Linked DNA regions of Homo sapiens: region 1 is linked to region 2. Evidence: chromatin loops called from intact Hi-C (ENCODE). Cell type or tissue: adrenal gland. All regions are shown on one strand. Each heading gives the region's core, and the rest is flanking DNA. Links, peaks and the distances in the headings are about the cores only.

Region 1 (5,374 bases), core at 176-5,175, 180 kb after region 2:
GAGAACAACAGCAACCAAGTCATTGTGAGATCTCAGCTTCAACACATTCACACCCATAGATTCAGCCCCAAGTTGCCCACATCTTTGTCACTGAGGGAACCAGGTAAGGGAATGTGGATGGGCAGGTATCATGTATCAACAAATATTTATTGTGCCCCTATTGAGCTTGCACATGGTTACAAAGACATGGTGCATGCACCAGTATTTGAAGATGATAATCCCCATTGGATGACCCCTGAGATGACTTTATTCATCTACAATTTCTTATTGGACACCTACTACTTTCCAGGCACTGAGAGGGTGCTGGGAATAAATATTATACACCAGTAAGTGAATATGAAAGATTGCATCCTAATGTAAAGAGTGCCATAAAAGGATTTGTTAGAAACAATATGGGAGAGAATAACAGGAAGAGGGTGTTTTGTTTTATGTGTCAGTAGGCAAAATCCTCCCTGAGACTTTAAATGGAAAAAGACCTGAAGGATGAGAAGGAGCCATTTGTATGAAAGGCCAGAGAAAAATGAAGGGGCAGAAAAGGGCTTGGTGTTTTAAAAGAATGATCGTAAATCCAGGGAAGCCAAGACTGCTGATGAAGAAAGAAACTGGCATGAGCTTGGCTGGAGAGGCAGGCACCTTCCATGTTAAAGCAGGTGAGTGGGTGGAGAGGAGTGGCTAATAGTGTGGCCACCAGAATCAGACAAGCTCAGCTAGAGTCTGGCTCTAAAACTTCTCTAGCTGTGCAGCTCTAGGCAAGTCAGTTACCTTCTCTAAGCCTCAGTTTCCTCATCTTTAAGTTAGGATCATTCTATGGCTCCCTCACTGGGTCAAGAAACACATTAATTAGTGTACTCTGAACAGTGCGCCTGGCACACAGTGTATGCTATGTCATGGTTTGCTATGACCTCTTCCAAGCTCAGTGAGAAGTTGTGGAGGATTTGAAGCAGGGGAGAGACACAACCTGGTTTTTCTTTAACAGATGATCAGCCGTTCTGTGGGCTACTGGTCATCAATAAGACAAAGAGTTGGAAGAGACCCTAGAGGTCATTTACACCAACTAGTTTCCCAGTGGTTCTCTCTAGGAAGGGGAGGGGGCGGTGCCTGGAGAGACATCACTGAAAGGCAGAAGAGTGGCTGTTCCTCAAGTGTGTTGGGCAGGAAAGAAGGTTGAGAGGCGGCCGACCACGACTTGTGGAGAAGGACTCCCAACACCTGGCCAGTGGAAAGCCCACTATTCCCCTTTTCCAGATCGTCCCAAGTCCCACATTCTGCTGTGCAGCCGGCTCCTATTTAGCCACTGTCAATGTCACTGTTCTTGGATTATAAGTGCCTCAAGGACAGCAGCCATTTCCTTTCCACTCTCACTGTACAGTGACTGACACAGGCCCCACACAACTGGGTCCTCTGAGCTTTTGAATTATTGATTGGAAAAAGGAAGATGGAGTCACAGCATTTTAGTGCCACTCCTGGAACCATACAGTCTATAAGGGATCTAGAGGGCCTTTAGGAGGTCCTTTAAGTCATGCCCCTGCCCCAGGGCCATCCTTCCTCAAATCACTCTAGCAGGACTCTTTGCCTCCTGGTTCTCCAGAGAACATTCTGCATTCTGTACTTTGGAAATGCATCCTGGAGGTCACAGCCTATGCAGGGAAATCCTTCCAAACTGCTTCCCCAGACCCCTTCTGCTGCTCTTTACAATGGGAGCACGGGCTATTTCCTGCACGAAGGGGCTCTGGCCATGAGCAAATGCATGGGATAAAAGCCCTCCTGTCTCCAGGGACGTCTGCAGAGACATCTTGGGGGAGGCCATACCAACCCCCTCTGACTGGCTGGAGCTCAGAGCTGCTAGGGGGTGGGGAAGAGTCCTTCAGGTTCCTCCCGGATTCAGCTCTCTAGACCCCGCTAGCTAGCTTCCCAGCTCCTGCGGGACCGCGGCCACCTCCCCTCTGGCTTTGCAGGCATTACCTCTTCTCAGCTCTGGCAGGACTTGCCCTACCCTGGCTCCACAACCACCACCCATCTCCCTCTCACAGACCCCAGTCTTCTTCCCAATTCTGCAAACTCCTCATTCTCTGGTACCTCTCAGGGTCTTCCCTAACCCTGGCGATTCCCCTCCCAGCCTCCCTCTCCTCTTACCCTTCCCAGCCCTAATTCTTATCCAGGTCCCCTTTCCTGTCCCCTCCCTTTAGGTCTCGCTGCTGGCCCCCATTCTTCTCTCAGTCCCCACAAGCTCGCCGCTCCCTAATTCTCCTTCAGGTCTCGTCTCCCCCATCCCCTAGCCTCCCCCATCCCCCTACCTTTTTGACTCCTTGACCTGTCCTCCAACGCGTCTGCTGTCCCCTCCCCGCCAAGCTTTGTCGCGCAAAGATCCACGACCGCCTCCCACCCCAGTTCCCCCTCTGCAGCTGCCCGGCAACCCCGCCTTGCCCGGGAAGGGCCTGCGCGCCGCCCCCGCTCACCTGTTGTGCAGACCCGAGCAAGCTGGGCTTCGCCTTCTCCAGGTCGGGGTCCTGGTCCCGCGGCAGCAGCCCCTTCTTGGGGTGCATGTGCCGACACAGGCAGGTGACCCCGCACAACGCGAGGATGCTGGTGGCTGTGCCCAGCGTGGCGCCCAGCGCGATCACAGGCACCGACAGCACCATGGTGCCCGCTCCCGGCGAGGGGCTGGGTCCCGCAGCCGCTCACCTTCCCCGGGCCGGGCCCGCCTCCAGGCAGCTCCCGGGATCCGGGCGAGCCAGCAGCTCTCCCGCCGCCAGAGGGGCGGGGACGGAGGGAGGGAGGACGGCTGCGAGGACGTCAGAGGAGGCTGGACCCGCAGCCACGTCAACCGGCAACCCCCTCCCCGCCAACACGTGACCGGACCCCCACCCCAACAGGAGCCGGAGCCTTCCAGGTGGAAGGAGCCTTGGGGTTGTTTCAGGCCATTCTTAATGCTTTGTGTACAACAGGGGACAACTGGGCCCAAGAAGTGCTGGAGCTTGCGGAGGTCACACTGTGTTAGAGGACAAACCTGGGCTCCAACCAGATCTGCGACTCTAGGAGTCACTTTCCCAGACTACTAGCTCCTTGCTCACCCTTCTACCCCAGCAGCTGGCCAAGCTGGCTGTAAAATTGGGTCTTCCGGGAGCTTTTTCAAACACAAAGCTGGAGATTTCCCAGCTCCCCAACCTGGGAGATGGTTCTTACAGGGAAGAGGAACAGGCCACAGGTAGAGGGAACAGATGGGATGTTTGGGTTGAGGCTGTACCTGTGTCCTGCTGAAGATGGACAATACAGCTGCATCCCCTTAAGGGTTGCCCAAGAGTTCACCTTTATTACCTAATCAGCAGGTATTCGCACCTTTATATATAGTTGAGGAAGCCGAGGCTCAGAAGAGAGGTGCACAGGTAGAAAAATCATCACCCTGAACCCAAGCTTATGTTTGCAGATTCCAAGTCCACACTCAAACGGACTTGTCTTAGGAGGATAAAGAAGATAAAATGCAGCAGCTAGGAGTACACACTTGATTCAGAGAGGGTGAGCATAAAACTATGCTTAGAACAAGGGGAAATTAGAATTCCGGGCATGAGGACTGTCTTAGCTCAAGAAAACAGTGGCTTTTTAGTGTTCTTCATTATATGGAGTGTTGAATTTAATTCAGCAGATATTTGCTGTGGGTTGGCTGTGCTCTAGGTGTGCTGGGCATGTGTGAAAAGGGATGTAGGTGATTTCATCCACAACAGAGCTTTCACATTTCTATGAGCCAATGTCTCCTAAATCTATAGCCTCTCCAGCCAGACCTTTTCCTCTGAGCTGTAGCTGTGACCACCACCTGGGAACCCACCCGTCCTCCAGTTTTTCAGCTATCTACACTTGCATAAAAACCCACCGATGACTTACTGGCTTAGACCAGTTATTGTGTTACTTGTCATGATTTCATGGGTTGGCTGGGCTCAGTTGGGTGGTTTTCCTGCTCAACATGTTGTCTTCTGGGACTGCAGTCATCTAGGGGTTCAGCTGGACTGGGACATCAGCTCTCCAGACACCATTGCAGATGGTGCAATGGTGAACTCACGTGGTGAGCAGTAGGTGCTGGCTGCCACTGGGATCACAATGGGGCTGTCAGCTGGTGCATTTTGGTTGTCCTCTATGTCACCTCTCCATGGTGCTGGAGCTGCTCACAGCATGCTGGCTGGATTCTAAGAGGAATGAAGCAGAAGCTGCCAGTTGTCTTAAGGCCTGGGTTCAGAAATTCTAGAACACTATTTGATCAAAACAATAGTCTCCCTCTAGTTCTTTCCTTCAGTGACATCAAAAGGAGGTGTCCAAAATACAAAGCTGATCATGTCACTCACAGCTCTCAAAGGTTCTCCAAGAATAAACCCAAGAGACTCAACCTTTATCCAAATCCCTTTGTGATGTGGTCCCTGCTAAGCCTTCCAGACTCCTCTCTACACACTTCCCAATGTGCCCCTGAGCCTCAGCCACCCCATGGACTTGGGATTCCTTCAACAAGCTAACATCTTTAGAGTCTCCATGTTATCACCCATGGGTGCATATAGCAGGCACTCAGTAACCGTGGAATAATTCATATGATCATCTTATGCAGAATTTCCAGTGTTTTGAAGGAATCCCATTTGTGATATGAGCTCCATTTTAGTAAACTGACTTTTCCACAAGTATTTATTGTGTGCCTGCTGTATGCCAGGCACATTTTCCTACTGATCCCCATTTGCTGCAAACTGTAGAGCTGAAGCACTGCAGTCCCTGGTGACAGCCTTAGCAATCTCTCACATAAGAGCTGCCCTGGGAGGTTTTCTTGGCTCCGGGCCTGGCAATGCAAAATGTTTTGTGGAAATAGAGGTTTAATTAATGCTGTCAGCTCCAGGTCTCCCATGCTCAAACGGCTGCCCTGGGAGACCATCAATGCCACTACTCATAACAGGATCTGGGGTGGGGTTAAAGGGGAAGGATGAAGAACACTTAATATCAGAAAATGTCTGATGGGGAATCAGACACCTGTCACATGATCCATTGTTACTATGGTTACTGGGATGACAGCAGCTGCAGTGGCCTTCATTTATAACAGGAAGAGGGACCCCAGCCCAAGAAGAAGAGCTTGCCTTGTGCCTCTTTCACACACAGTGAACCTATGGCAGAGCTAGGAATAGACCCCAGGGGATCCAAAGCCCAGTTGAGTGATCAGGACTCTGGGCTACCTTTGCTACCCAACCAGTCACCCTCATATATCTCATCAAAGATACGATGTTTGCTTCTTGGCTACTGATATGCAGACAGTGGCCTTTAATGACAACCCACAGAAAAAAGGCATCACTAGGTTCCTTTGAAAAATGAGAGTATGCCTATTGGGAAAGGCAGTTAACTGAGTCAGCTGAGT
Region 2 (5,374 bases), core at 310-5,309:
TCATTTTCAGCCAGTGCTGCCATCCTGGTTGTTAAAATATCAGCATGTGTCCACTCCAGTTGGTAAATAGCTGCTGTCTAATTCCCCATGAGTGTGACCCGCTGCCCTGCTGCCCTGGCCTCTTACGTGGGATCCCCGTGTCTCCCCATGATGCAGCAGCTTGAGGGGTGGCCTTGGTCCAATTGGGCCCCTGGGACCTGCTCAAGTACCAGGCCAGGTCTGTTCTGACTGTTGGTCCCATGAGCTTCTGGGGTTAAATATTTCAAAGATCACTCCTGCCCATGTGCCCACTGCTCTGTGAAAAGCTGGAAGCAGCAGCCAGGCACTGCCTCCTGCACTCTCGGCTGGCATTTCCTGCTGGGGCCCACGGATCCCTTGCTCAGCCTGGGCTCTGGCTCCTGCCCTTGGACAGGATTCCAGAGGCAGGTGTGTCCTCATGGTGGGGCCTCACTCCCGAGTGAGGACGAGCTGCCTCCTTTCAGGGAATGTGGTGCCCAGAGGCACCAGGGGCCTCTCAGTGGCAGCTGTCTTTGAAGTCCTTGGACCCATTTCTCCCCAGCCCTGCCTGTAGCTATGTGGGGACCCAGGCCCAGTGCCACTCAGACTTTCTCAGCCTGCCCCTGAAATACCCACTAATGCCAACCAAGAATTAACACATGCACCCGCAGGCCAGGCAGCCTGCCTGAAGCAGCTGACACAAGTGTGAAATTTCTTTGAAGTCTTGGGTTTTGTCTCAAAAAATACACGCAGATTCTGCATTCTGCTCCATAATGTTTCCATTTTTGTTTAAATCTAAAAATAGGGCTTTAAATGACTTCCAGTGAAGAAAGTTGCCTCTCCAGGAAGATGTCGGGGCTTAGCCTGTGAGACTGTCAACACCCCTGGCCACAGGCCTCTGGGCACTCAAGGCTGGAAACCGAAAAATGTTGTCCCCGCCCCTCAGGAAAGGTTGAGTCTGACTTTTCACCTCTGACCTGTGCTTAGGCACCCTCTTTGGGTCACCTCCTATTTCTGTCCCTCTGAAACTGCAGTTGGCCCTGACCCAGAGTGGTGAGGAGTGGCGGTCTCTTGCTACTACAGGTAGGATGCAGGCTTGGCAATGCCAGTGGCCATGGTTCTACCCACCCCTGCCTTGAAAGGAAAATAGCACAGCTCAAGAAAAGGGACACCCAGAGACAGCAGTGCCCTGACAACATCACTCACTCTCCTTGACCCAGCATCACCTTGGATGTCGCAGGGCTATGTGACCAGAAATTCCTCATGTTGCCCCTAAACATGGTGAGGCCCTGTCTCTACCATGCACAGATGAAAAGAGTCCTAATTAATCAACTCTCCCTAGAAAGGAGACCACTCGGAGGAGCCCTACTCATTCTCAAAATATTCAGAGGCTATCCTGCGGAGGAGGGAGAGTATCTGTTCTCTGTGGCTCCACTGGGCCACAACCAAGACTGAGGTGTGGGAGATGGAACAGGGCAGATTTAGGATGGTGGGAGGAAGTGCTTTCTGAGTCAGATCTTTCCAGGGAAAGCAGGGCCTGCTTATCAGGTAGTGAGCTCCTGTCCCTAGGGGTATGTAAGTGTAAGCTGATAACCTTCTGGTAGCAAAAAGGTAGAAAGATTGAAGCACTAGATGGGGAAGGGTGGGCTTTTGTCTCTAAAATTCCTTCCCTTTCTGAGTCTCTGGTTCCATGATACTCTCTAAGCCCTGTTCAGGGATGTTTCCTCCCCATTCCAGTGTCCAGGGTTGCTCACAGTCACCACTCCTTTCAAAGCTGGAGGCACTGCAGCAGTGAGCAGGTGGGCATCTGTGCCCTGTGTGACCTGCTGATAGCATAGACGTGGTTATCAGCCCTCTATATGTCAGGATTCTGACTAGGAAAACTCAGTGACCCAAAGTGACCTTCATCCAAACCTCTCCTTTATTTCTGTAGTTTATACACTTTGCGTGCAAACACCCCTGGGAGGGACAGTACCTACACCTTTGGCAATGCTAAGCTTCACACAAAGAATTTTTCATCTCCTTTCTTGGATCGGGGTGGCTTTTATTTTTCTTCCAAGAACAACTAATCCTTATGCAGACCCAAGAAGTGGCAGCTAAGCTTCGGAGCCAGAAAAATGAGAGCCCTGAGTACATGCCCTTACAGAGATCTGGCTTGCCCACATGTCACCCCCAACCCTAATTGAACTCACCAGGAAAACGTAAAAGGGGGGTGGGGATGAGAGGTGGGGCATTTAGATAGCATTACAATTTTTCTAAAGGGCCAGGTAGGAGTTTGAGGAATTTCTTCTAAGCCAGTCACTGATGGGGCCAGGTAGGAGAAATACCCTGAAAGCAACATGCAGCCGGACCCAACTATCTGTGAGCTGGAACCGCCAAGGGGCTCTCCTCTGACCTGGGGGCTAAAGTGCCCAGAAAGAGGACAGGCCGCTGCTCTGGCCTCCCCGGCGCAACGACCTCACCAAACAAGGCCCCTTCAGGAGTGTCCTGGACCGGTGGCCACGAATTGCAAGGCCTCGCTTGCTCTATACAGGTTGTGCAGGACATAATCCAGGTGCGGGGTGCAAGGAGCTTCACATCCCATTCCCTCACCCATTTGTAAAGGTGTTACTTCATTTGTCCAGCAGATGGCAGTAAAGTATCCCAAACAAGAGGCGCCTTTCTTTGCGTTGCCCAGAAACCACTGGTTCTGCTCCTGGGTGGCAGAAAACTTGGAGAAGACAATCAGCTCTCCAGATTCCAATCTAAGAGTCAGATTCCCCCCTTACCCCCCTTTTTTTCTTTCTATTTCCACAACTATTTTTAATAAAAGCTTTACAGTTTTCGACGTCCAATGGTTCCCCGAGACTTACCATAAAACTCAGCTGCCACCTCCCCACCTCATCTCACCAGCTCTCTGGGACAGGCGACCACTTGCAACTCTGGGAGGTGTCTCTTCTGTTTTTAAATCTCCATAATTCTAAGCACTAGTTCTTGATTTCACCATTTTCGACACCATCTTTGACTTACTGTGATGGAAGATGAAGATTTATCTTTCTTACAATCCATCCCACCCTGTCCCTCCACCACTTCCCCTCCCATCTCTCTCCCAGCATGTCTCCCTATTTTTGGTTCTTGATATTTACTCGTCTTCTTTGCCATCTCTGGACTTACGGGGTGCCCTCTATGCCAAACGGCATTCCACCCAACATTGCTTCGGACCAACGAACCCATTTCACAGCGACAGGACAACAGGGACCTTGGGCCCGTGGAAATCGCTAGTCTTATCATGGACTCTCTCTCATCTGGAAGCAGCTGGCCCAACTGAAGGGTGGAATGGCCATGTGAACACTCAGTTAAGGTTCTGCTTGAGAGACAATGGCCTGAAAGGTTAAAGTTCTGTCTTACAGGATGAAGAATATGCTTTGATGAGGTGACCAGTAGAAGGTATGGTTCCTCCCACATCCACAATAACAGGGCCCCAAATCAGAGAGTGGGAGTGGCTTTCCTCACTATTACACCTAATAACCACATGCACTCGAACCCTCCGGGCTCTGTCGATTTGAAAGGTTTTGTTCCCGAGGGAGAAATGCTTCCATCGCGGAACACAACCAGGGGCCCATTGAGTTGGTCCATGAGACTGGACACTATGGGTGCCTCCTGCCACTGAACTGGCAACATGGGAGGAAGTCACTCTGCTGTGTGGCACATTTGATCCTGGTGATCAAATCAGGCTGATACTGTACAATGGGAGACTATGTCTAACACCCAGACAACTTTCTGAGTACCTCTTTTTTTAGCTTTAATTTTTATTGTAATAGTTTTTTGGGGTACAGGTGGTCTTTGATTACATGAATAACTTCTTTAGCAGTGATTTCTGAGATTTTAGTGCACCGGTCACCCAAGCAGTGTACACTGTACCCAATATGTAGTCTTTTATCCATTACCCTCCCAACCTTCCCCCACAAGTCCCCAAAGTCCCTTATATCATTCTAATGCCTTTGCATCCTCATAGCTTAGCTCCCACTTACAAGTGAGAACATACAATATTTGGCTCTCCATTCCCAAGTTACTTCACCTAGAATAATGGCCTCCAGCTCCAACCAAGTTGCTGCAAAAGACATTATTTCATTCTTATGGCTGAGTAATATTCCATGGTGTATATATAACACATTTTCTTATCCACTGGTTGGTTGATGGGCACTTAGGTTGGCTCCATAACTTTGCAATTGCAAATTGTGAGGCATAAATGGGTGTACAGGTGTTTTTTTCATATAATGATGTATTTTTCTTTGGGTAGACACCCAGTAGTGGGATTGCTAGATCAAATGGTAGTTCTACATTTAGCTCTTTAAGGAATCTCCATACTGTTTTCCATAGTGGTTGTACTAATTTACATTCTCACCAGCAACATAAACGTGTTCCCTTTTCATGACATCCATGCCAACACCTATTGTTTTTTGACTTTTTAATGATGGCCGTTCTTGGAAGAGTAAGGTGGTATCTCATTGTGGTTTGGATTTGCATTTCCCCGATGATTAGTGATGTTGAGCATTTTTTCGTATGTTTGTTGGCTCTTTGTATATATTCCTTTGAGAACTGTGTATTCATGTCCTTTGCCCACTTTTTGATGGGATTATTTGTGTGTGTGTGTGTGTGTGTGTTTCTTGCTAATTTGACTGCCTTGCAGATTCTGGATATGAGTCCTTTGCTGGATGCATAGTTTATGAATATTTTCTCCCACTCTGTGGGTTGTTTGTTTACTCTGCTGATTATTTCTTTTGCTGTGCAGAAGCTTTTTAGTTTAATTAGGTCCCATTCATTTATTTTTGTTTTTGTTGCATTTGTTTTGGGGGTCTTAGTCATGAATTCTTTGCCTAAGCCAATGTCTAGAAGAGTTTTTCTGATGTTATCTTCTAGAGATGTTATGGTTTCAGGTCTTGGATTTAAGTCTTTGATCCACCATGAATCGATTTTTGTATAAGGTGAGAAATGGAAATCCAGTTTCATTCTTCTACATGTGGCTTGCCAGTTTTCCCAGCACCATTTATTGAATACAGCGTCTTGTCCCCAGTTTACGTTTTTGTATGCTTTATCAAAGAGCAGTTGGCTGTACTTATTTGGCTTTATTTCCGGGTTCTCTATTCTGTTCCATTGGTCTACATGTGTGTTTTTATACCAGTACTACACTGTTTTGGTAACTATAGCCTTATAATATAGTTTGAAGTCGAGTAATGTGATGCTTCCAGATTTGTTCTTTTTGCTTAGTATTGCTTTGGTTATACAGGATTTTTTGGGTTCCACAATTTTAGGATTGTTTTTTCTAGTTCTGTGAAGAATGATTATGGTATTTTGATGGGAATTGCATTGAATCTGTAGATTGCTTTGGGCAGTATGG

What was found. Peaks named below come from ENCODE experiments on the same cell type or tissue, not always from the same donor. Only the 100,000 strongest peaks of a DNase experiment are listed, where the experiment ranks them.
Region 1: a loop joins it to region 2, with 2.8 times the contacts of the local background. A loop is called at or near these places in 101 of 110 quality-filtered maps.

Annotation. Positions count from the first base shown.
Region 1 is chr11:45,283,569-45,288,942 of GRCh38, forward strand. SYT13 (synaptotagmin 13) reads right to left here and starts at 2,773. Exons shown (of 6, transcript NM_020826.3): 1 at 2,457-2,773. The coding sequence starts at 2,639. RefSeq lists an enhancer at 2,168-2,954. In adrenal gland, for the core only: no CTCF peak of the experiment used is centred there; DNase peaks (open chromatin) are centred at 1,230, 1,903 and 2,733; H3K4me3 peaks cover 420 bases; H3K27me3 peaks cover 3,421 bases.
Region 2 is chr11:45,108,172-45,113,545 of GRCh38, forward strand. LOC105376652 (a long non-coding RNA gene) reads right to left here. Exons shown (of 6, transcript XR_931241.3): 4 at 2,850-3,005. It also overlaps a transcript of PRDM11 not described here. Among named protein-coding and RNA genes, the nearest start is that of PRDM11, 36 kb to the right of the region's middle. RefSeq lists an enhancer at 2,467-2,761. In adrenal gland, for the core only: a CTCF peak has its summit at 2,630 (motif pointing right); a DNase peak (open chromatin) is centred at 2,510; H3K27me3 peaks cover 1,063 bases.